Regions from separate parts of the Homo sapiens genome. Here region 2 is linked to region 1. Evidence: chromatin loops called from intact Hi-C (ENCODE). Cell type or tissue: PC-3. All regions are shown on one strand. Links, peaks and the distances in the headings refer to the core of each region. The heading gives the core; the rest is flanking DNA. Region 1 overlaps VPS13D (vacuolar protein sorting 13 homolog D). Region 2 overlaps VPS13D (vacuolar protein sorting 13 homolog D).

Region 1 (9,486 bases), core at 5,487-9,486:
AGATGAATCTTGGAACTGTGTAGGGAAAAAAATGCAACCCTGATCTTTCTGCTCTTGCATCAGACTTTTTCTTCTATCCTTTAAAAAATTTTCTTTTTAATAAAAGTTTTGGGCATTTGCTTATTAATACTTGAATACATGTGTGAGTATGTGTGTGTATACCTGTATATATATTTTTATGTAATATATATATTTTTTAAATTCTAGCTTGCAGGAGGGAACAGGCAGGCCTGTGGCTTCCAACAAGGCCATTACCTGTGCGGAGCTCGTTTTGGATGTCTCACCCAAGACACAAAGAGTCATTTTAAAAAAGAAGGTAAGAGAGCTTACAATCAGAGTTTAGAATACAAGGTTTTTAGCACTGGACGGGACTCAGGATCACCCAGTGCAGAGTCCTTATTTCATGATGAGGCCATAGGGACTTGTGTGGAACCCAGGCCTCTTGGCATTTCCAGGTCAGTGTTAGGGCGGATGAGTACCAGCTCAGGAGTAAGATGACTTCTGGAGTGGGATGTGATCACCAGGTGTGATCAGCAGAACGTGAATAATAAATATATGTGGAATTACTAAGGGCTGGGTGACTGTTAAGCAGACAAGAACAAATTTCTAAGATTAAGTAGCAATAATTGTAACATTTTATATAACATTTTATAACTTATAGAACATTTTCAGTTATTATTTCACTTGATAAGGATGACAGCTAGTAAATAGGTAATAAAAGAGTTACATTGACATTGAAAATTAGGTTAAAGTGTATGAACTGGCATGAAGAAATGGACCTCTCCTTTTTAGTTGGAAACCAAGTGTAGAAAGTTTGACATTTTAGGTTTTTGTTTGGTTTGTTTTTGTTTTTTTTACTTTTTATTTGGAAACAATCTCAGATTTCCAGAAAATTGGCAAGAATTTTACCAAAGTGGGGCTGTGATGTTGATTTGTCCCCTTACTGGTGACATTAACTTATTGCAGTTGATTAAGAAGGTGTGTGGTAGCCTTTTCCACTGAGAAGTGAGGCTACTCTTTTTCTTTTTATAATCAGTCAAGATTTTGTGGCGTGGTACGTTGAGACTACATAAACCTCCTATTTGTCATATTTTCTATATATGTATGCATATGTATATGTGTCATTCAGTATGGGCTGCTGTTTTATTCAGCGTGTTATCTGTTACTGTGTCAGTATGTGTATGCGTATGTATGTATGTATTTATTTATTTTTGAGATGGAGTCTTGCTCTGTTGCCTAGGCTGGAGTGCAATGGCATGATCTCAGCTCACTACAACCTCTGCCTCCTGGGTTCAAGTGATTCTCCTGCCTCAGCCTCCCGAGTAGCTGGGACTACAGGAGCCCACCACCACACCCAACTAATTCTTGTATTTTTAGTAGAGACGGGGTTTCGCCATGTTGGCCAGGCTGGTCTGGAACTCCTGACCTCAGGTAATCCGCCTGCCTTGGCCTCCGAAAGTGCTGGGATTACAGGCCTGAGCCACCATGCCCGGCCAGTATTTATTTTGATGCTCAGTTTTTCTTATCTTTGGCCAGTGGGAGCTCCTTTAACCTTCCGTGTGCTTTCAGCATGTGCCCTCACTCACTTCCTTACTTTCTGACACAGCAAGTTATCCTGGGTCAATCTTATATTTTTCCCTGCACCATTCCTGGAATTTGCCATTTCTCCAGGGAGCCCTCATCCCTTCTATCAGAGAATGGAATTTAGAAACCTGAGATTCATGAATTAGGTGCAGTTGTTGCTATTGTGGTGTTGTGGTTCCCAGGCTCTCTCAGAAGACAGACCTAGGGTTTTTTAATCTATGTATGCACAAATATACATATGTGTGTTTTATGTACATATTTATATACTGTACATATTTATTTCTATGTCTACATATCAAAATCTAGCAGTTCACACCAATATTTCCAATTCAAGTCCAGTATGACAAAGTTCATTCTAATTTTCTCCCTTTCCCTATTTGTACTTCCCTTGTCCAGCACTGAGAATATGTTTATTGATTTGATCAGTTCCCCTGAATGTAACAGTGTAACTCATCCTCCGTCACCACAGTTGTCCCATGTCCTGTATGAACACCCTGGTTTCTTCCCTTGGGCTCTGATCTCCATGTACTGGGCAGCCCTGCCCTCTTCCCACCCTGTCCTTCGCAGGAATGCCCTCCTCACCTCCCTCTGTGATGCTCCCATTAAACCCCTCCCCAACCTCCCAACTTGGCTTCAGCCCCTGCTCTGGGCTGCCCCATCGCTTAGGTGGATGCCTTTCTTGTTCCACATGCGCTTTAACAATTCCACACTGGGCCACCCCAACCCCCATCCCCACCACACACACAAGCCCCATGGAGTTCTGCCTTCCACAGTCCCATCTAAAGATTTTAGAACTAAATTATTAGGGAAGGGAGGAAGGGAACTGGAAGGAGAATGGTGCATCTCAGATTTTCAAGTGGAAATTTTGGTAGTTTCCAAATTATGATGAGCCTGGACAAATGGGCAGGCAGTAGAGGAATCCCAGTATGGAAACTTGATCTCACCTGGGTATGTCTGTGTTGATTCCCAGTCTGCAGCATCTACAGGATAACCGAGATGCTTTTCCTGTTGTTTCTGGTGCTGTGCAGAGATGCTTTCTGTTTCTGTGAACAGAGAAGCAAGCATGTGGGAATTGGAGATGGGAAGCACAGCTTAGCTTCATCTCTTTTTGCAGACAGAGGAGGCAGTAGCACACAGCAGAGACAGCATGATGTGTTTTTAGGTTTGAGTTCTGGCTTTGCCACTTAAAGATATATAGTATCTGGTATTTCCCATTTCTCTCAGTTTCATTTTTCAACTGACCTCCCAGGTTTGCTGGAAGGATTAGCTAAGATAATGTACATAAAGTGGTCTGTAAAGAGATGTAATGATAATAACACAACAAACATTTATTGAGGCTCTACCCTGTGCCAGGCATGTACTAATAAGCGTGTTACATTTATTACACTTATCACAAAAACCATGAGGCAATTTTTCTCGTTGACAGATCAGGAAACGGAGGCTCTAAGAGATTAAGTAACTTGTCCAAGGTCATTCAGCTTGTAAATTGTGTAGCTGGATCTCAGATCCTGGCATTTTGACTCCAATGTTCATGCTACTTTGTTAGTTTTTACCTTGTAGAATGTGATAAAAAGCTATCTGTCCGGCCAGGGGTAGCATGTAAATGAGTTTGTGGTACCCTGATGTGTCTGATGCTCTGGAGGAGTTCCTGCCTAGTGGGAGTGTATGTGATCCTGGCAGATCTAGCTGGAGTGTAGGTGTGACTGAAAAGGAATGATACAGATTGTGCTAGAGAGGCAACATAGCAGAGCAGTTAAGCGTGCTGACTCTGGAATCAGGCTGCAGAGATTCACATGTTGGACCTACCATCTAACTAGTTATTTCACTGTGGGGAAGTTACTTCATCTCACCGAGCCTTAACTTCCTCATCTATGAGGAGGGACATATGTCACTGGATTGTTTGCAGCAGTAAATGAGTTTTTTTCTTTTTTTCTTTCTTTTTTTTTTTTTGAGACGGAGTTTCGCTCTTGTTCCCCAGGCTAGAGTGCAATGGCGCAATCTTGGCTCACTGCAACCTCTGCCTCCTGGTTTCAAGTGATTCTCCTGCCTCAGTTTCCCGAGTAGCTGGGATTACAGGCATGCGCCACCACGCCCAGCTAATTTTTGTATTTTTAGTAGAGACGGGGTTTCACCATGTTGGCCAGGCTGGTCTTGAACTCCTGACCTCAGGTGATACACCTGCCTCGGCCTCCCAAAGTGCTTGGATTACAGGCATGAGCCACCACGCCCGGCCTAAATGAGTTGTTTTATGTAAGTCTTATGGACCAATGTCTAGCGCATAGTAAGTTCTCAGTAAGTATTATGACTTCTAGTATATAATGGATTATATAGACTTTCATGATTGACCTGGAAGCCCAACTGCTGTTTCCAAAATATTTCTAAAGAGAAAATATATTTAGAACTAGCAATCTGGCCAGGCACGGTAGCTCATGCCTTTAATCCCAGCACTTTGGGAGGCCGAGGCAGACAGATCACCTGAGGGCAGGAGTTTGAGACCAGCCTGGCCAACATGGCGAAACCCTGTCTCTACTAAAAATACAAAAATCAGCCAGGCGTGATGGTGCATGCCTGTAATCCCAGCTACTCGGGAGGCTGAGGCAGGAGAATTCGCCTGAACCCAGGAGGAGAGATTGTAGTGAGCCGAGATCGCACTATTTCACTCCAGCCTGGAGAACAGGAGCGAAACTCCATCCCAAAAAAAAAAAAAAAAAAAAAGAATTACTAGCAATCAATTAGCATAACCTTGAATACAACCAACTTAACACTTGTGATACAATCAATTCATGAAAATTGGACACCATCAATATAGTACGCTTTCCTTATAAACATTCGGGACGGGGAGGAAGACCTCTGGTAAATTCTGATTCAAAGTCAGATATTGAGCATATCGTATAGTCTTTATGTAATTGCACTCTTCTTTAAGGTAAGGGCACCGGACGGTCATCATCTGGAATGGCAGTGATCATGGCAGTATAGCTAGTGTAGGAGGCTGCCCCGCCATTTGTTTCTAATTTCTAAAAAAGGAAAAAAACTCGGTTATGAAAATAATACGTTTGTTAAAATGCACATTATTTGTAATGTTTGGTTGTTTGGTTCAAGAGGTTAGCATATTTTACCCTAAGAACAACAAAAGATAGATAACCATGAAAGTTTGAATTAAGCATTTATATAATGTGGAAAACGTCTAAATAAACTTCCTATATGAGAACTTATTTAGCCCTAGAGGAAGCTCTTGAAGTGAGGAGCTAGCTGTGGCTGCCCATAATGGCTCTTTCTCTTTTTGCTTGTACCTACTTAACAGGAACCAGGAAAGCGTTCTCAGCTGTGGAGGATGACAGGAACAGGAATGCTGGCCCATGAGGGCTCCTCAGTTCCTCACAATCCCAATAAGCCCTCAGCCGCCCGCTCCACCGAGGGGTCTGCCATCTTAGATATTGCTGGTCTCGCTGCAGTGACTGACAACAGGTAATTTTCTAGGCAACTTTTGATTCAAGCTCATTGCTTTCAAATTCAGACTCAGAGGAAATCTACAACAAAAACTAAGAGTTCTATAAATAAAGTAAAAATGTATATTTTTTTCAATGACAAAAACCTGTCATATTCCCAAATATGAGTATTGGGCTTTCCCTTTAAATATTTTAAGCTTTGATGAAATACCCATGCAGATGTTAAGAAACTTCAAACAATAAAATGGGTATAATGTGAAAAGTGATTATTTCTTCCACCCAAATTCCAGTCCGTCCTTATTCTGAGGAAGTAGTTTCTTTTTTACATCTTCCTAATAACTTTGTCAAATCCTTCAAAAGCAGAAATTAATTATTAAGAGAATAATCAGATGTATTTTTATGAATAAATCCTTGGATTCAAATTAGCTCTTTAAGTTTGAATAAGTTACTTGATTTGCCTGTGCCTTAGTTTCTCCATAAAAATCAGTGTGTTTTCAGTTAATACCTTATTTCCAGAAAAACTTTAGTTGACTTACAAGTTAGAACAGAAAAGAATTTAGAAATACAACAGAAAAAAGACTGTTGGAAAGATTTTACATGTATTTAGCAGCTATTCCTTCCATACTGCATGGTAAGTTGCCGTTTTGAGAATGCAAGAAGCCATATTACTGTGTGTTATGAAATCTTTAATGTCTTACTTTGTGTCCCCTCTTCATGTTTTTCCATTTTGCTTTATTCCTCTTTTCTTATCAAGAGATACCTAACTGCCCTAGGATTCAAGCTAACTACCCATTCAGTTTTAAGGGTGGAGGGCATTAGAAGGAAGAAGAGCAAAGCCATCATCCTCATGTTCCCTTCAGGCGTGAAACAGTTGACTCGGAGGTTTCATGGTTCATTGTGTATTCCGTTTTCCAGATACGAGCCACTGATGCTGAGAAAGCCTGACCGCAGGCGAAGCACAACTCAGACGTGGAGTTTCCGAGAAGGAAAACTGACCTGTGGGTTACATGGGTTGGTCGTCCAGGTCAGTCGTTTTTGATCCCCAATTGCAGCAAGCAGTGGTTGAGCCTTCTTTGAAACAAAGTCTCTACTAAGTTATACATGATGAATTGTTCAGTGGGAAAACTAGTTACAGAGCAATACTTATTCTATTCCATTTTAGTTAAAAGGAAGTCAGAGTTTTGTTGTGCATTTGTGTATTTTTTTTTTTTTTTGAGGTGGAGTCTTGCTCTGTCGCTCAGGCTGGAGTGCAGTGGCACAATCTCGGCTCACTGCAAGCTCCGCCTCCCGGGTTCACGCCATTCTCCTTCCTCAGCCTCCCGAGTAGCTGGGACTACAGGTGCCCGCCACCACGCCCGGCTAATTTTTTGTATTTTTTAGTAGAGATGGAGTTTCACCATGTTAGCCAGGATGGTCTCGATCTCCTAACCTCGTTATCCACCCGCCTTGGCCTCCCAAAGTGCTGGGATTACAGGCGTGAGCCACCGCGCCCAGCCCCGCATTTGTGTATGTTTACATGGGAAAAGTTCTTGGAGATGGTATGCAATACATGTGTTAAGAGTGATTGCCCTGGATGATAAGATATGTTTTTCATGGCTTACCTGGACTTTTTCTTTGATGTCATATATTACCAATGTAATTTTAAAAAGAAAAAAATTACCTATGTAATTTTAAAAAGAAAAAAATTACCTATGTAATTTTAAAAGTCCAGCACTAAGTTAGATGAATTAGATTTAGACCTGGGAAGTTAATGGCATAGCTGCAAGTCCTCTGTAAAGGGTTCTATGACATGGTGAGCATTCGCCAGGCATCTACATGCTCTTGATTCTGTTCATTTTGGCCTAAATAAGCATTGAATTGCTGTAGCAAATGTCAGAATGAAGATTGCTGGACAGTTTCCTCCTCAGCCAGTCTACCTCATGATAAACTCCCAGCTACTTTCTAAGCAAATATGTGTTTGGCAAATTACCAAGGGTTTGGATTTTCTGCCCTTTCTGGCTTCAGGCTGGGAATGAGAACAGGGGTCTGAGAAGTAGGAAGGTGTCTAGGAGGTTTGGACATGCAGTAGACTAGCACCTGCAATTGTGTGTGCAGTTCTGTCCAGCCTGGGATTTTACACAAAAGGGAAACAGGAGACTATCAGACTCTTGATAGAGAACTCTGAGTGTACTTAGATTGTACTCCAGGGCAGTTTGCAAAAACTGTAAGGAGCCTCTGACTGCTTTTGGTGAGATTTATTTTCTTTATCTCTATCGCCCTGAGCTTTTTTCATCAAAGACAAGCTGCTTACTTATATGTAGCACACATCTGGAATGGATTTGTGATTTTCAATTAGCAATACAATTCAAACTTCTAGAGGCAAAGAGGGCTTGTTATAATTGGTGGGTTTCATGTCTGACCCTGACTTCACTTCTAGTTTGTTTCTAAAGCCCATGTAATTCCAATGCTCTTGGAGCATTTTCTTCCTTAAAATCTTTTTTTGGTGTTTGTTGTTTTGTGAATCTATTTCATCATTTCCCTGCTTGTTAGTGACAGTATAATAACAGTATTCAGCAGAGCAGAATGTGTTTTGGTTAGGGAAGTAAGCTTGTTTCAATCTTATTATGCTGAATAAAGTCATTGAAGACATTAAAACATTTTCTGACACTGCTCTTATTAGGTTGTATATGCTCTTTCTTTCTAAACTTATAATAGCTATAAAAAGCTTTCTTTGTGTTGAAACCTGTACTATAAACCCTGCTCAAAGTTTGCTTTTCATGAGTCAATATTTAAAAGTTAACAAAGGGGATTTAGACACTCTTTGCCATTGTCTTCTCTAGCCTTGTGTTTGCTTTCCCACAGCCATAATCCTGTAGACTCGATTTACTTGGGGCATGTAGCAAGGTGTTTTCCTCCAAAGGCCTTGTTAAAGCAAACTAAATATGGCCTGAGAAGGACTCCGTACTTCTATAATTGAATCCCTGTGGACCAACTGTAACCTAGAGTAATCGGCAGGCAAGATTGAAATCCTTACTTAGGAGTATGTGCCTGTAACAATAGCTGAGACTTGGCCAGTCACAGCAGCCATACTTCCACCACTCACAGATGGCTGAGTGTTCAGACTGTGTTCAAATAAGGCAGACGCCAACCTGTAACCAATCCAGCTGTTTACTTCCAACTTCTGTACATCACTTCCCTTTCTTTGTCTATAAATTTGTTCTGACCACGAGGCATCCCTGGAGTCTCTCTGAATCTGCTGTGATTCTGGAGGCTGCCTGATTTGTGAATTGTTCATTGCTCAATTAAACCCCTTTAAATTTAATTCGGCTGAAGTCAGTCAGTCTGTCTTTTTTTCTTTTTCTTTCTTTTCTTTTCTTTCTTTCTTTCTTTCTTTCTTTCTTTCTTTCTTTCTTTCTTTCTTTCTTTCTTTCTCTCTCTCTCTCTCCTTCCTTCCTTTCTTCCTTCCTTCCTTCCTTTCTTTCTCTTTCTTTCTTTCTTTCTTCCCTTTCTTCTCTCTCTTTCTTTCTTTTTCTTTCTTTCTTTTTCCTTTTCCTCTTTTCTTTTCTTTTGACAAAGTGTCGCTCTTGTTGCCCGGGCTGGAGTACAATAGCACAATCTCAGTTCACTGCAACCTCCGCCTCCCGGGCTCAAGCGATTCTCCTGCCTCAGCCTCCTGAGTAGCTGGGATTACAGTTGCCTGCAACCATGCCTGGCTAATTTTTGTATTTTTAGTAGAGATAGGGTTTCACCATGTTGACCAGGCTGGTCTCAAACTCCTGACCTCAGATGATTCGCCCGCCTTGGCCTCCCGAAGTGCTGGGATTACAGGCTGAGCCACCTCGCCTGGCTTGAAGTTTTTCTTTTAACAGCCTGAATAACTGGGTATCAGGTGACATTCTCAACTCTGTATTCCATTCTAGAAGAAACACCATCTTTTGAGTATTTGGATTGGTTGTCCAGCCATAGGCCTGTTTGGGGAGGTTTTCAACTCAAGAATTTTCCTCTTACTGGAAAGCTGAATGATTATAATAATTATTTTCTATTTTCAGAATATTTCAGATTTTTAAGCAAACCCTAGTAAGAATACTCAAAGAAACAGCTAGTTTTGGCTACTTTTTTAGAAGTTTATTTTAATGACAAGAAGTTAGTACTAGTAAAAGGCAGAATTAAACTGATCTATGCATGAAATTATCTCTTATTCATAATTACCAAAATTTATGAGCATAACTTTTCATCTTACTGAAGTAATTCTCCTGTTTTTCATCATCTGCAAAGCTGAACAAATAGTAAAGGCTTTGTTGCACATTGATCATGACCCTCCAGAGGAGAATGTAAATTTAGGAACTTGTTTGAAATGATGTGTTAACTTGTCAAAGTCAGTGCCTCTGTCTTTTCTCACATGTCTCTACTCCAATGTCTTTTAGGCCAAAGGAGGACTTTCTGGTTTGTTTGATGGAGCTGAAGTTGTTCTTGGTCC
Region 2 (10,449 bases), core at 3,901-7,900, 54 kb after region 1:
CTTGCCATGTTAAGAATGTGATCTCTCCCCACTGTGAGTTCCCATGGCCCCGTGTGCTTCCATTACAGCAGGCACCAGATTTTACCTTGAAGTGTAACCATTTGTGCACACATCTCTGATATCCGTCAACATTTCTCACATCACCAATTAGGTGCTGGGCGCTGTGAAAGAATGTTAGAAAGGAAGACTTAGAAAATGTTTTCTTCTTTTTGTGAGGATGTGGAACAGGTAAGGCAGAGAAGGAGTAAGTAATGATAATCCAGAGGAAATAAGTATTGCAGTGGGGTCTGTGCAAACTGCACAGTTCCATGAGAGAAGTGCTGTGGGGCCAGGGGTAAGAACACTTGATTGTGTTCCTCAAGGATGAGATTGGCTGGAGACAAAAGATGGAATGCAACGGTCTGTATTTATTTGCATCCCAGAGTAGACCCTGTGGAGGGGGGCCAGGATTTTATCTGACAACTTTTTTTTTTTTTTTGCCAGTCTCCCCTCTAGCCATAAATAGTTATTGTAAGGAAAATTAAAGTGATCCAGGTTGTATCCATGTGGGCTGTCTTTTATCTGGCATAGCATTTTTCACATGCTGTACATTCAATGAATGTGTTATTGTCTAGCTATTTTCTTTTTTTATGGAAACAAACAAACCTTTTTTTTTTTCTCTTTTTGAGATGGAGTTTCACTCTTGTCACCCAGGCTGGAGTGCAGTGGTGTGATTTCAGCCCACTGCAACCTCTGCCGCCTAGGTTCAAGTGATTCTCCTGCCTCAGCCTCCCAAGTAGCTGGGATTACAGGCACCCACCACCATGCCAGGCTAATTTTTACAGTTTTAGTAGAGATGGGGTTTCGCCATGTTGGCCAGCTTGTCTCAAACTCTTGACCTCAGCTGATCCACCCACCTCGGCCTCCCAAAGTGCTGGCATTACAGGCGTGAGCCACTGCACTTAGCCCATACAAACTTTTTAAAAGTTTATTTACAAGTTTCCCCCCAAACATATCTGTAAGCTGGTGAATAGCCAAAATCGTACTATAGCAATACAGACAGGAAAAGGACATTGACTTTTAGGATCCTATTTCTTCTCCTCCCTTCCCCATGCCTCAGGTCTAGCACAGCACTGGGGCACAGCAAGCGCTTAGCAGATACTGACCTGGCTCTCATGAAGCCAGGTGGGCACTATTGATTGGACCCAGGCTTCGCTTAAGGTAGCAGGAAGCTGGTTTAGAGGAAGGAGAAGAAAACCTAGTCCCTTTTAATCTAATGAATTAAAATAATATTTATGGGAAATATTTGCTTTATTCCAGGAAAATGTTTGAAGTAAACATTTCCTGCAAGCTGTTGAATTTATATAATAAAACATTGGTTTGGAAACCTTAATTGTTTTCACTGAAGTGAAAATTAAGCAGAACATGCTTCCCAAACAGCCCCTTGTCTCAGTTTTGTTGCCATTGTAATGTTCAAAGCAGGATATTGTGGCCATTGAGGTAATTTTCTCTTTATTGGTAACTTGGAAATGAGCAAGGATCATGCCAAAGTTAGTTATAAAAGAGGAGGCACTCATGGCTCCTTGTAGTTTTATAGCAATTCAACCTTTGTAGCGTCCTCCTGTTACTATTTGATCTTCACAAACTTATGCATTAAAGAGTCAAGTTTATCCCCATTTGACGGATAAAGAAATTGAGTCACAGTGAAGGTAATTAACTTCTGGAGGGTCAAACAGGGAGTTTGTGGAAGAGGACCAGGCTCTTTACAGCCCCAAGCTCTTTTCAAAGACCATACTGCTGCTCTAGAAAGCACTCTTTCCTCCTTCAGGAATTAAAGCACTTTCACGTCTGTGAGATAATTTAACCTTGCAACATCCCAGTGGGGCCAGCAGGTTAGGTATGATTATCATTTCCCTTCCAGTGATGGGAAATTAAGTTACACAGGTTAAATGGTTTTGCCAAGACCGTGCAGTCAGTGTTGGAACCAGGGGATGGTGCCCAGGCTTCACAAACACTGAGCCCACTCTTTTCCTACCACACTAAGCCTTCTCAGAGGAGAGCCAGAGGAGCTTCTGATGCCTTGAAGACAGCTGTGAAACATCTTGCTTCCAAGAGGGCCTTGCTTTCCTAGCACCCACGCCAGATTGTGTGAATGCTTGGTTCTATAGTCTCAGCGGGTCATGCAAATCTCCAGTCCTACGATCACTAAGAAACAAAGCAAAAGGGGGCAAAGCCAGATAGATTTTACCAGCCTGTTTGGATTTTGTGTCCAGTAGAATTAGCAAGTGAAAGTTGTAGGATTGCTACAGAAGAGTTGCTTAGAAATCAATTAACGTGACAAACTGAGGTGCCTCAACAAATAAATTATATGGAGAGATAAAAGTTGTTAGGACTAAACACAGGAAGAATTTGCCACTTGTTTCTCTGTAAAAGGTAAAAACATAACAGTGAACTGTGTCTAACTTATGTTAAAAAATTGAATTTGGTGAGAAGCCTAGTTTTAATAATATTTCATATGATAATTTAAACTCTCTAACTTTTGCCTATTTAACCCCATCTTGTATTCTTCCTAAGAGATGTGTCAACACTAAAACTTTTCTTAGTTATTCCAGCTGAATATGGCAAAGCTACAATAGCTTTTCCCAGATGCAGACTCTTAACACAATCGCTGATATTCAGTAGAAACTCTTTGGATAGCAGATTTGGGAAAGAACCTTAAGGCCAGCCTTTAGCCCTCTCAAATTATAGGTAGAGAAACTGAGACCCTGTAAGGTTCTCAAAGCTAATTAGTCACAGGGCTAGCCCTCAAACCCAGGCTTTCTGGCTACAGATCTAGTATGATTGTTGAGACTGGGCCGGCAGCTTGTGGGCACCTGCTTGGTAGGAGTGAGGGGGAGAAAAGTAGTAGGGTGTAAGCCTTGCCTACTGTATATCTTCTCAGCGTTCTTTATTTTTTATCCATTTGTGTGTCTGTCTCCCATACTATACTGAGTTCCATGAGTACAAGGGACTAAGTCATACTCGTCTTGGTATCTTTAACCCTAAGCACTTAGCCTGTGATCTAGGAAGCCCTCAAGGGTTTGTTGCACTGAACCAGTCTGTTCTGTGTCAAGGTCAACTTACCGGAAGGGGCTGCAGGTAGTACAGCTCCTTAAAGCACCTTCTATTACTAGTCCTTCAGCAGAATCTTACCCAGTGAGTAAACCCATGCAAAACTTTTGCATCTCTCCTGAAAGCAGAACAAGACCTGCCCCCATGAAAAGAAAGAAATAGGGAATCCCTTTATAATTAGATTTAGTGGGCAGTGGTGAGATGTAGTAGAGATGAAACTTTAATAGACACATAGTCTTTGGGTGATGCCAAAATTAATCTAACTTTGTGGGTTAAAATGAATTTTAAAATTTTTCTAAATGTTCATATGTTTTTCTCTGTATGTTGTTAGAATTGTCATCGGGTTCTTTCTAAAGGCTGTGTGAAAGAAAAGAGCAAGCCAGGTGCGGTGGCTTACACCTGTAATCCCAGCACTTTGGGAGGCTGAGGCGGGCGGATAACCTGAGGTCGGGAGTTCGAGATTAGCCTGACTAACTTGGAGAAACCCCATCTCTACTAAAAATACAAAATTAGATGGGCATGGTGGTGCATGCCTGTAATTCCAGCTACTTGGAAGGCTGAGGCAGGAGAGTCGCTTGAACCTGGGGAGGCGGAGGTTGCTGTGAGCCTAGATTGTGCCATTGCACTCCGGCCTGGGCAACAAGAGCAAAACTCCGTCTCAAAAAAAAAAAAAAAGAAAAGAGCGAAAACATCTTTAGTACTGGTTCTTGCCCTAGGACAGAAGTGGCTGTTTGCTGTACCTCTCAGTGGACACTGAAAATGTGGATGTGTCCAGTTGCCTGCTGTCCAGCAACCCTGGAAGAACTTGTGATGGCTTTGTCTTCGTTATGAGAACACTTTGATCTGAACCCCTTTCCTTTTCTGAATCCTTTCCCTTTTTTTTTTTTTTTTAAGACAGTCTCACTGGCTGAAGTGCAATGGCACCATCTTGTCTCACTGCAACCTCTGCTTCTTGGGTTCAGGCAATCCTCCCAACCCGGCCTCCTGAGTAGCTGGGACTACGGGAGCACACCACCACACCTGGCTAAATTTTTTTTTCTCGTAGAGATGGGGTTTCTCTATGTTGCTCAGGCTGGTCTCTAACTCCTGGGCTGAAGTGATCCTCCTGCCTCAGCCTCCCAAAGTGCTGGGATTACAGGCATGAGCCACTGTGCCTGGCGTCTGAGTCCTCCTTCTAAAGGGAACCCACTGCACAGCATCTGGCTGCTGCCAACAAAATGACTGCCCCACCAGTCCCACAGGTGATGAGAGTTTGCAATGGCCTTCACAGCTTAGTACCTTAGTACCTTTTCTCTCCTGGTAACTTAGAATGGAAGCCCCATGGGGGCCCACGCATATCTGCGAGGGTGCACAGGCATGTGGCAGAATGAGCCAGGGGCCACCCTCTTGTTCTGGAGGTGCTGAGAGCCGGCCTGGCTGGGGGCTGTAACTGTCAGGCTGACTCCCAGCCACACTGTCCTCCCTGGAGTAGGTGCTCGAAACCTTTGCTTTTTGCCTTTTCGCTTTAATCTGGAACGCTTGGGGAAAAAAAAAAAACAAAAAAACAAAAAAACAACAACAAAACAGTAGACCAAATGGTGACTGAGTCCCAACCCTTCTTCAGGCCAGATGAAATCATGGTCCCTGCTGGCGCCATTCCTCCATCTCAGAGCCCTCACTTGGGTTCAGACCCTCAGTCACACAGGGAGCCCCGCCACAGCTGAAGTGTTTTGTCAGAGCAAGATTGCAAAGAGTTAACACTTTTGCTTTTTCGGAAAGTTATCTGTGAAGAGTATTAGTTGTTTAATAAAGCGTGCCTGCCCTCCCGATGAACCCGCCAGTGACTCTGCAGCTGGGGTCATTCCAAGTTCACGCAGTGGACTTTTGACTGCCTTCTGTGTCTGTGAAAACAGTCGGCAGCTCCTGCGGGGATCATTCATTCAGGCCTGTAACACAAAACTATTGCCAATGGGCACCTGCTGGGGCAGCTTCCCGGGAGGGCTGGGAGGAAGATACCAAACTCATCAGGCATCTGTGGAGATAAGAGCGGCAGGGGATCCACTGGGATCCCGCTAATCAGGCCTGCACTTAGACCCCACTGCCTGGCCAACAGGCTGGTGTCAGAATGTATTAGGCAGCCCTGGCCAGGATAGGATGTGAGCTAATTAAAGGCCTTTTACAAAGAGGAGGAGGTAGGGGGTGGGGAGAGAGAGAGAGTGAGAGAGAGAGAGAGAGAGTGTGTGTGTGTGTGTGTGTGGAGGAGGAGGAGGAGGAAAGAAGTTTGAAGTGCATTCCCCAAATTTCCAGCACATTCTTTATTCCTCTGTTTTATCCCTCAAAACAGAAGAAAACAAATTAGAGGCTGAGCATTTGGTTATTTCTAACCTGAAATTGTCATTCATTGTGCCTGATGCCGTATTGGTTTTAACTGCTATTTTTGTGGAATTACATATACTGTGAAAGACATCTTTTGCCGCAGTCTCCCTGGGAACATCCTGTTGTTGAAATGCCGTTGGTCAGCTGCTTGAATTTTGCCCTTTTCTCTGACTTTGACACATCAAGGCAAAAATAGGTACCTATTTGTGGTGTGTTCTAGGTTTCTCCCTTTTGCTTGGAAAATCCACTTGCCAGCTGTGAAGGGTGCTGCTGGGAGGATGAAATGAGTCAGTGCACAGCGTGTGCTCTTAAAGTTTGGTGGTTGAGGTGGCGGTGGTAGCAGCTTGGCTCTGTGGTTTAAAATGCCACAGCATGCACTATCTTGAAAATACTCAGTAGTCCTAGCATACAACTGGGTTTTAGTTACACCTACTTAAGGAAGAAAGCTCATTTGAAAGTGTTTGATTTTCCTGTACTTTCGTTTGTTTATTTAGCCTGTGTATTCCCCCCACCCCCAGTAAGCAGCAAACTAACTTATTTATAGGCCTCAGGTATGTTTAAATCTGTGGTATTTTCTTAATCAGCCTGATAATGATACATTTTTGAAAGCAGTTTTGTTCACACATAAACCTAAGCCTTTATTATATTATTCTGATACATTCCACATAAGCTTGTCTGTGCACAAAGAAACATTTAGATTAATCTTGTACTACATGGTAACAATCCTAGGAAATTCCAATCAAAAGCCAACAACCTGTTTCCTTCATTCTGGACTGTTGGTGGGTTTGTTTTTGTCTGTGGTCTGATAAGGAGTAACAACAATGTTAATTTTGTATTTCCTTGGCATTTGTCTCACATAATCTTTTGTCAAAGTTGACCAGTAGGCTTGTCAGGCTTGCCATGCAGTTTATGAAATAAATAGTTACAATGGAGTAGTTAACTTAGCCCTGCGGAATATGTTAGTGTATCCTTACCGTAAGTGTTTAAAATGTTAATTACATTTATCTTTATTTCTCAGCATTGCTATACAGAAAACATGGGATAGACACTGATACTGATTGCCCAGTTGAAATAAGTTTTGAATTTAGTAACTGAATGGATAGCTTTAAAAATGGTACTAATATTTTGGGAGACTGAGGTGAGCAGATTGCTTGAACTCAGGAGTTCGAGACCAGCCTGGGCAACATGACCAAAAAAAAAAAAAGTCTAAAAAATACAAAAATTAGCTGGGCGTGGTGGCACCCGCCTGTAGTCACACCTACATGGGAGGCTGAGGTGGGAGGATCATCCGAGCCTAGGAAGTTGAGGCTGCAGTGAGCTGTGTTTGCACCATCACATTCCAGCCTGGGTGACAGAGCAGGACCCTGTCTGAACAACAACAACAAAAAGATACTCATATTTATTGACTGCTTCACTATGTGCCAGGTACTGTTCTGAGTCTTCATACAAATTGATTTGTTTAATCCTCATAACGACCCTGTGGAATGCTAGTTTGTAAATGAGGATACTGACGTTCAGAGAAATTAACTAATTTGCCCAAGGTTACAAGGAGAGCCAGGCTAAGAACCGAGATTCTCTGATTCAGAGCCCGTCCTCTTAATACCAGTGCAAAAGCAGCACTCTATCTAGTAGGCTTCATTCTCGAACCTCTCTGCGATATATTTGCAGGGATTAACCATGTAAGGCTGTATTATCAAGGGGATACAGAGAATTTGAGTCACAGTTTAAAGTCATTTCCTGTGCTACCCTGTGTTGTATAATTAGCTCTTTTGTAGATGCTGTACCATCCAGGCCAAAGTGTGTGGCCGAAACCAGGAAATTGTTCTAACCCTGTCTGAGACACTTAGTGAAGGAGTTTTGACTTTGCTCTAACTCTACACATCGAGCTGACTATAGATTTATGTGCAAAAAGCATAACCTCATGTTAACAGGTCTATTTATTGTGTCTCTAGAGCAAGTTCACAACTATGTATGGACAACTAGAAATGCCAGGCTCTGTGCTAGGCACAGGGGACACAGACATAAACAAAACAAAGCCCTCTCCCCTTGGGGTCACCATCCAGCAGGGGAGGAGGACTTGCAGTCACACACATGTGGGAAAGTGTTCCAGGTTTGAGTTTGGTGTCTGTGGGGGTTCCTGTAGGGGGATCTCAGGAAGGGGTGGACTCTTCTACCCAGGACAAGGAAGGTCTGTACAGGGGAAGGCACGCCGGTGCCCAATCCTGAAGTCCAAGGAGATGCTTGCCATGTGGACAAGAGACAGGTGGGGACAAGAAGAGGCACACAGGGAGCAGTCCCAGCAGGAGGGAGCCTGGGGTGTGCAGCAGCAGGACTAGGGAGGGGTCAGTGGAGCTTAGCAGGTGGGCCTCTGGAATGAGGAGCTGGCCTAGTGGGGAAAGACTGGCTCATTGTACATCCCTTTGTTTTCCCTTGTTTCGCCCCCACCCACCACGTGAATTTAAAGGGGAAGAGACTTAACTGAATGTTTCACTTTTTGAGCCTAGTATTGTTATTTGTCATGATTTGACCATAATCTGCATATATACAATGTTAACTATTATTTTTTGCAAGTTTTTTTTTGTTTGTTTTTGTTTTTGAGACGGAGGTTTGCTCTTGTTGCCCAGGCTGGAGTGCAATGGCGTGATCTCGGCTCACCGCAACCTCCGCCTCCCAGATTCAAGCAATTCTCCTGCCTCTGCCTCCCGAGTAGCTGGGATTACAGGCATGCACCGCCACGCCTGGCTAATTTTGTATTTTTAGTAGAGACAGGGTTTCTCCATGTTGGTCAGGCTGGTCTCGAACTCCCGACCTCAGGTGATCCACCCACCTCAGCCTCCCAAAGTGCTGGGATTACACGCGTGAGCCACCGCTCCTGGCCTTTGCAAGTATTTTTATGTGGGTAAAACAGTTATACCTTTCACTGAGCGGGCCCAAACAAACAAAAACAACAGCCTGTCACACCGTGTGTGTGTGTGTGGCGGCGGGAGGGGGGTACCCAAAAACCCTGACTCACTTTTTATATAATTAGAGCTAAAACCAAACCAAGTCATGGCTTGTTTGCAGTAGGTAGATTGCAGAGTTACCAAACTGTTCTTTCTGACCAGAGTGACTCAGTCTAGTGCAAAGTCATGAACTGCCTCCAGCATTTCTCATTAACCTAATATCTCCATCTAGAGTAGAAATTCACCCTCCCTAAAGCCCAGAGGAAACAAACTAAGGGTCCTTGTGAAAGGAAAAGGCCTTTAGACCCTAAAACAACTGATTAGAAAGGCAGGACGAAAGGAGGGAGGGGGGCATTCTTTGTGCTTTCCTGTGCAATTTGGAGCTCAACAGATGAAGTGTTTGCCATTGATCCCCAAACCACATTTTGGGAAACTATCTGACCCCATTTGACTGGCCATTCAACTGTTCCACCATTTTCTTTACACAAAGCTAAACTAGATTTGAGCTAAATTTGAGAGGGAAGAGCACATTACATATGGGAATGTGGTTCATGGTTTTCTAACCCAACCCTCCCCTCCCCCATCCATTCCAATGAGTAGATTTTTCTCTGGAAATCCATCCTTTCTTTTTCCATTCAAGGCAACTAACAGTATCCAATTTTTGATTCGTAGTTTTAGTTTTCCATGTATAGACTAAAAGTGGATGTTTATCTTGAGACAGGAATGACTGTTTTTCTGCAATTGTTTAGACTAAGGCTAGGTAGATTTCCTGTGGACTTCTTGGAACCTTTGAGCCCTGATGTTTTCCCTGCGCTCAAAAATTACAGTGCTGGATGGCATCTTTCCAGCTGTTGGGATGGGAGACAGGCTGGGCCCTTTGACTCCTAAAATTGAACTTAGGTTGAGCTGGTTGGCAAATGTGGCAATGAAAGGGTTCCCTGAGCAAAACCTGGGAAAATATCAGTCTGGATATACTCTCCTAGCCCTGGCTTTCTTAGCACACCTTGATGTGTGTTCCGTAGCTGTCTTCCCACCCCCATCCCCTAAAACTTGAGCATCTGTAGCTCATCACTTATGTCCTGAACTCAGTAAACTGAGTCTCTGTTATAGGACTTAGAGAAATTTTCTTATACTATGGACTGAATGTGTCCCCCCAGAATTCATATGTTGAAATTCTAACCCCAAAGGTGTTGGTGTCAAGAGGTCATTGGGGGTGATTAGATCAAGGAATTGGTGCCCTTATCAAAGAGACCCCAGAGAGCTAGCCCACCCTTCTACCGTGTGAGGTTACAGTGAAAAGATGGCCATCTAGGAAGCAGGCCCTCATCAGACATTGAATCAGACACCGAATCTGCTGTCACCTTGATCTTGGACTTCCCATCCTCCAGAACTGTGAGAAACAAATTTCTGCTGTTTGTAAGCCACTCAGTTAACGGTATTTTGTTGTAGCAGCATGAACACACTGAGACAGCACATAACACAGAATGCTGTTTCTTTAAAATTTTCTTGAGTTTTTACCATGTGGTTTACTTGTCTTTTTCATTGATCCTTCCCTGTTCAGTGGGGAAACACAGATCAGCACCCAGCCCTTGCCGACCACATGAAACCTAAGATCTCACCTCCTCCTCCCTGGCAAAAGAAGAATTAGATAATGAGAGGTGTTCTGGTTTTGAGAGGAAGTTAACAAGTGTTGGGACGCTTGCACGTTAGAGCTGGCTGCCTGTGCTCTGAGTCAGAACTGAAATTTTGACATGTAAAGAAGAACTAATATTTGATCCTCTCCTGTGTGCCAGGCATAGCGCTAGCCACTTCATAGCTTTTTGGCTATTCTTCTCCATCTCCTTTCTGCCAGTTGCTCAAATACTTTGGAGTCATCCTTGGCTCCTTTCGGTCATGCCGCATGTCCAGTCCCTCAGCAGATCCCGAATCTGAACATATCCCTCCCGCGCCCACCTTCTAGTCCTCGTTCATCTTTGGCCTGGTTTTTATTGTAGTACACTTCTCCTTGCACCCTTGCTTCCTACTACTGACATTGAACCTCAGTACAACAACTAGAGTGATC

The links. Hi-C counts contacts between places; a loop is a spot of excess contacts. Peaks named below come from ENCODE experiments on the same cell type or tissue, not always from the same donor. Only the 100,000 strongest peaks of a DNase experiment are listed, where the experiment ranks them.
Region 2: it touches region 1 in a loop (4-fold over the local background); 6 of 110 quality-filtered maps call a loop at or near these places.

Annotation. Positions count from the first base shown.
Region 1 is chr1:12,373,543-12,383,028 of GRCh38, forward strand. It overlaps VPS13D (vacuolar protein sorting 13 homolog D), which reads left to right. Exons shown (of 70, transcript NM_015378.4): 55 at 208-316; 56 at 4,886-5,049; 57 at 5,946-6,054; 58 at 9,434-9,486. Among named protein-coding and RNA genes, the nearest start is that of SNORA59A, 130 kb to the right of the region's middle. In PC-3, for the core only: no CTCF peak of the experiment used is centred there; a DNase peak (open chromatin) is centred at 7,859; H3K4me3 peaks cover 600 bases; H3K27ac peaks cover 3,166 bases.
Region 2 is chr1:12,428,645-12,439,093 of GRCh38, forward strand. All of the region lies in intron 65 of VPS13D (vacuolar protein sorting 13 homolog D), which reads left to right. Among named protein-coding and RNA genes, the nearest start is that of SNORA59A, 73 kb to the right of the region's middle. RefSeq lists an enhancer at 4,843-4,987 and a cis regulatory region at 4,910-4,920. In PC-3, for the core only: no CTCF peak of the experiment used is centred there; a DNase peak (open chromatin) is centred at 5,757; H3K27ac peaks cover 2,010 bases.